2 separate regions of the Mus musculus genome follow, and region 2 is linked to region 1. The links are chromatin loops, found by intact Hi-C in ENCODE. Cell type or tissue: left cerebral cortex. All regions are shown on one strand. Links, peaks and the distances in the headings refer to the core of each region. The heading gives the core; the rest is flanking DNA.

The links. Hi-C counts contacts between places; a loop is a spot of excess contacts. Peaks named below come from ENCODE experiments on the same cell type or tissue, not always from the same donor. Only the 100,000 strongest peaks of a DNase experiment are listed, where the experiment ranks them.
Region 2: it touches region 1 in a loop (2.4-fold over the local background); 4 of 42 quality-filtered maps call a loop at or near these places.

What each region holds. Positions count from the first base shown.
Region 1 is chr5:103,363,579-103,366,485 of GRCm38, forward strand. No RefSeq gene overlaps it. Among named protein-coding and RNA genes, the nearest start is that of Gm30443, 5.1 kb to the left of the region's middle. In left cerebral cortex, for the core only: no CTCF peak of the experiment used is centred there; DNase peaks (open chromatin) are centred at 1,570 and 2,483; H3K4me3 peaks cover 249 bases.
Region 2 is chr5:103,419,277-103,422,183 of GRCm38, forward strand. No RefSeq gene overlaps it. Among named protein-coding and RNA genes, the nearest start is that of Ptpn13, 4.5 kb to the right of the region's middle. In left cerebral cortex, for the core only: no CTCF peak of the experiment used is centred there; a DNase peak (open chromatin) is centred at 1,433.

The DNA of each region.
Region 1 (2,907 bases), core at 95-2,594:
GTACCTCAGCAGCAGATGGGGTATCTACTAAACAGGGAGACTGCTGCTTCACTCCAGAATGAAAGGAAGGGAAAGGAAAGGGGAAGAAAAGGGAAAAGGGGAAAGGGGAAAAGGAAAAGGGAGAAGGGAAAAAAGGGAAGAGGGAAAAGGCAAAAGGGAAAGGAGGGGAGGGGAGAGGTAGAGGGAGGGGGAGAGGGGAGAGCAGAGAGAGGAGAGGGGGAGGGGGAGGAGGGAGAGGAGGGAGAGGAGGGAGAGGAGAAGAGGGAGAGGAAAGGAAAGGAAAGGAAAGGAAAGGAAAGGAAAGGAAAGGAAAGGAAAGGAAAGGAAAGGAAAGGAAAAAGGAAAGGAAGAGAGAAAGAAAAAAAGCCCTAAATAAATAATTGACATTATAGCCGGGCAGTGGTGGCACATGCCTTTAATCCCAGCACTAGGGAGGTAGAGGCAGGTAGATTTCTGAGTTCGAGGCCAGCCTGAGTGAGTTCCAGGACAGCCAGGGCTACACAGAAAAACCCTGTCTCAGAAAACAAAAAAACAAACAAAAATTGACATTTTATATTTTAACAGCAGCAAAAAAAAGGCTTCAAACCAAAGATTTTTAAAACACGAAGCAGTGATTTTTTTTTCATGCCAAAACATTGCTGAGAATTTCATATCTCCTGGATTTCATCCATATTCTTTAGTTCCAGACCTAAAGCAATCTCTTGTGGTTTATAGGTATAAATTGATAATCTGTACTTGTAGCAGGGTGAATGTATAGGCTCTACTCTGCAAGTAACCTTATTTCTATAGGTATAGCTTGGAAACAAGTCGCTGTGCTCCCCAATGTCAACCAAAATCAAGTGCAACCTTTCTCATGCTCAAAGGCAGTATTAAACATATTGATAGAGACCAAGACCACCAACGTGATTTCAGGCAGGGAGGCTTTAGACTGGGCTCTGTGTGCAGCGACATGGTCAGGATTCCACAGCCGAAAATATGCAGGGGTAGCGGTGCTTCATCCTGCACTTCATCCTACCCTCCGCTTTGGCTGCCACAGAAGACCAGATAATCACACCAGATTCCTTTCCAGAGCCTGCCCTTCCTGTTTAAGCCCAGAAGAGAGGGTCTGTCTTAACCCCACCATCGAATTACTAAAATACCTTCCCTTGCGCAGCCTGACTCATCCCCCACCCCCGCACCCTCCTCACAGCACAGGCTCATCAGGTTAATTGTAATTAACCTTTCTAAATTGTAGCCTTTCTAGTTTATTCTGTGCCTCCCATCAAAACCTCTTAACCCCGACCCCTTCAAGTCTCGGGATGCTATAGAAGGCAGCAGGCAGTTCAGAGGTGTGAGTTTAAGGCTAGAAGGGCCACTATGTAGCGAAGCAGTTTTGCTCTCAGGCAGTTACAGTCTCCTAGGAGATGCATCTGTCTCGCAAGCTACTATAAGGCTGTGTGCTAATTGGTCTAATTAAGGTCAAGATCTACAGTTTAGGGATTTGAGACAAAGGACAGAGCCATTTGTTTTCTATTGGTGCCCATTGCTTAGTAAATGATCAGAACCAACTGCTTGTCAGTCGTGGTACTTTAGAAACGGGCTTCGACAACCTCCTATCTCTCTCTCTGCATTCCATACAAACCCTCAGTCCCTGCCAAATTAAGCTGATTAGCCCTGAAAGCGCTTGGCGGTTTCCACCCCCTTATCTTTCCTGATGCCAACTATTTTGAGTAAATCATTACCCCGCTCCTGCCCAAATGCCTGTTAGGTTACCTATTGCCGTTCCTTTAGAAACTCTGCATGAAACAATGTGTTGGGCACCCCCACCCCAGCTGAGTCACTCTCCACTCACTTTCCATTCTCAGTCTACCATAACCCCAGTTATTGAGACCTCCAGTACAGCCCGGCAGCCCCGCCTCCTGCGCTGGCGCTGGCGTGGTCCTCGCTGCCCACTGAGCTGCCCGCATCCACAGCGCTCCGCCTCCTTCTTCCTCTCCACCTCAACCTTTCCTGAGCAGCTGGAAGGGCTCTGTGTCCCTCCCCCATTCCCAGTCACCTCCCCACCCCACCCCGGGACTCCCTCACCCAGCCTGTGGAATTACCTTGTACAGCTCCAGGACCAGAGTCAGCAGGATGTGGCTATGACCACTTTAGAAAGTTAAGCAAAATACCACGACACTGGTGACCCTTGGAAGAAGTCTTGCTAAGCGAAATAATCTCTACGGGGGGGGGGGGGGGGGAAGAAAAATATTTGCTGTGACTCCGTCTACACTTAGAGAAAGCGCAGCAGTGGTTACCTGAGGCTGGTGGGGAGGTGAGAGGGGAGGGTTTAGTTTCACCACAGGAAGAAGACTGTTCTGGAAACAGCAAGCAACAAGGGTCACACAACAGTATAGGGTGGAATGCCGCCGAACTGCATACATAAACATGGTTAACGTGGTAAGCTTTGTTATGAGTAGTTTATCACGAAAATAGATTCAAAGCTACAGTACAGTTTAGTGCAAAGCTAACGTGGCCGCCTCCATCTGTTCTGGGATAACTCACTCTCGGGCTCAATCTCTCCCACCCCGAGCTTCCCCAATTACTCTGAGCATACCTTCACTCTTCCTTGTTCTTGGCTACTTTGTGGCCTGGCTGTGGATGTTTCTTTAAAATCGAGTGTTTGAGCAGTGGGAGCCAAGAGTTGCTAAATAAATATATTTTACCAAAGTATTGCTCCCTTCTCATGGTCCTGCTGTTTGGTTTTCCCACCTCTGTGGACTCCACACCCACAGACTCAGCCTCACGTTCTCTCTAACTAGAGATCGTGGAAACTAACCTCCCTGCTCTCTCCCTGTTCCAGGGAGGCCCGATTCGATCCCGCAGCCTGGAAGCAGGAGTCTGATACCATACAGCTCCCAAGGCTCTGCATTCATTATTACTCCACTT
Region 2 (2,907 bases), core at 176-2,675, 56 kb after region 1:
TTTATTAGAAATGAAATCAAGGTCTAAAAATGGTAAAAGTGATTAAGAAAAAAAATGTCCTGCATATTCTCCTTCAAGAAGCTGACCGCTGTTGAAAGGCTCTCCTCTGTTGAAAGGCTCTCCTCAGTTACCATGGGCAAGACAAGTGGGACATATTCCACAAGTCCCATTCTAAATCTCGGAAGGTTATCCATTATCCATTCCCTTTAGTAAAACCAAAACAGAACACAGCCGATTCTGCACTCTAGAAAGAAAGACAGCTCGGGCCTTTCAGCACAGGGCCATGGTCCTCCAGCCTGGGTCAGGATCAGAAGGTTACTTAATGAATGTAAAAGAGCGCTAGGCTGTACATTGATTACCATTAAGAGTTCTCTACATTTGTTTTTACCTAAAGGACCACCTAAGGTAACAATGTCAGCACAATTGTTAGGTAAGAGTTTCCTCGAGATTGAAACATTCCAACCTGCAGGAAATTGCCTTCAACAGACTTAAACAACTCAGAATAGCTTCCGGAAGTCCCTGAAACTGGTGAGATCCATGAGGCCCTCCTTGCTAGAGGATAACAATAAAAGCTAAGAGCCACTCTCAGAGAAGCCAAGATGCGAAGAAGACTCTTGAGACCTGACCAGAAGGTGGTTACTGCCTGCCTGGAAGAGGCTCAGACCTGAGTTACCTGGAAAGGACAGTCTCCAACCTGTTGAGCTGCCTACAGGCTGTGTCACGTGCTGGAGGTTTCCTGGCTTCGTGAGCTGTCACTCATGCTGGGGTGGGCCTTGGAGATTCAGCTGTCTCAAGTCATTTCTGCTAATGTAAGTGACCCCGCACCCATATTAGTTAGTAAACACCCCACCCCACCCCCCACCACATGGTTCACCAAGTTGGACATCGATGGTATCAAAGGGTTAGGGTTTGATCTGTCTTGGGCTTCCTATCTGAGTAGATGTGTGTTTCATTTCCCCAGGAATAACTTTGTCACACAACAAACATTAATTTTCTCCATGTATGTGAATATCATAAGCCCAGGTTGGCTCTGAAGTGTTGTTGGTCAGTCTCTGTATGAGACAAGTTTCATTCCAAGCTTCCTAGTAGACATTATTATGAGGGAAATAGAAAAACCAAGATAATCAGCTTCAATTTTTTTTTCCCTAAGAAACTGAAGCCTGGGTTTATTAAACTCCACCCAATGAAGCCTTTAATAATCAGCTCTCCACCCAGGCCTTACTCCCCTCACAGTGTCTCCTTTAAAACAGATCAGAAACTAGACAGCGTCCCTGTGCCTCCATCTCCACTTGGCAGGACACCCTCAATCCAAGATCAGCAGCCCCATGGGCTTTTCTCTACGGGTCCCATTGCCACACAGAATATTCACATGAGGTCGCTTTGCGTATGTTCTAGCCTGGCTGCATTTAAAACAAAAGTAGTCGCTTGCCGTGCTCTCTTCAACCACACTGAACAGGCGGTTGCATAACCTGCCGGGACAAGTTGCAGAATGAGTCAGGAAGGGACCAACCCCAGGAAAAATCGTGAATTAGGCAGTTTGACTTCAGCGCCACACCTACAGAACTCCACACACCTCCTTGATCCCTTCCCATGGTATCATTAGCCCTGAGGGTCACCAGCATACCACAAGCCTCCCCCCACCCCCCCTACACACACCAGATTCCTGTCTCCCCGCTGGCTTCTGATCCCTGAAACCAACTTCCCAACCTGCCTCTGCACTAATTAAAATTTACTGCTCCAGTATCTCTCTCCCTCAGGGTTTAAAGTGACAACAACCTAATCTGATAATGCCGGTCCACATTAACATACAGAGAGAAAGCTAGAAGCTAAAGTGAATTTTAACCATGACCTAAAGATAACACCTCTGCAGTTGAACTCGTTAGCAGCTTGCAGTGAGAATTTCCCCCGCTAAGGAATGTGGGAGAGGAAAATATTGGGGAGCTGTTACAGGCCTCAGCACTGGCAGGCCAAGTGGAAACAGAGGGACCACGTGAGCCAAACATATGGCCAGCACTAATCTGAAGATGAACAATCCCCGATCAAGGTGGCAAGTGAGAGACAAGCACAAGAATTAAGTATCGAAAAGCAACTTGGGGGCCATGGAAGGTTGAACTTGACGTGTGCCACAATTAAATTTTTCTTTCACAGGGCTCGCAAGTCCTAGGACCCACCAGGCATTTTCCAACTTTTTTCCCTTAGAACAAAACTTACCTTCAAAAACCCTATCACGTAAAACATTCATTCCCAAACCATCTGGCTTCTGTTGTCTGATGGTTTAAAGCCCTCCTTTCAAGTTTACAAACAGTTCTCAGACAGATGAGTATCTCCGCTTGATCCTGCGGTATGTTTCCAATCTCGACGGACGTACGTGCCGATTTATTTACCTCACTTTATGGTAGGAAAAGGAGGGTCAACGAAGGCAGGCGTCTGGCCAGGATTTGAACTGGCCTTCTCAGCAGAGGGCTGTGTTCTCTTCACCTCTGAGCTGCCAGGCTGCCTCTCAGCATTTAGATTTATCTGTGCCTTTGCTGTCATGTAACCCTTGCATCCTAGGGGGATTCTTGTGTTTTAAAGAGAGTTCAGCTACTCCCCAGAAGAAAATAACCTGTGTATTCAGTGGCCCCGAGGGTACCTGTAGTCCTATCTGATTTCCATTACCACCCCACCCCCTCAGGTAATTCTTCATTCCCTTGGAAGTGTGAGTACCTGCATCTCTCTCACAAAGTCTTTCTTGAGCTGTGGCGCTCCGATTACCTGCTCATGTTTGGGTGGATTACCTATCTTGCCTCTGCTACTCACCTGGGCTGGGTTCCCATCACAGTTGTCTGTTTAGCAAGAAGGAACAATATGTTTCTGGGCTTAACAGGGAGAAAAACATGAACATAGCTAGTTGAAGCCAGAATACAA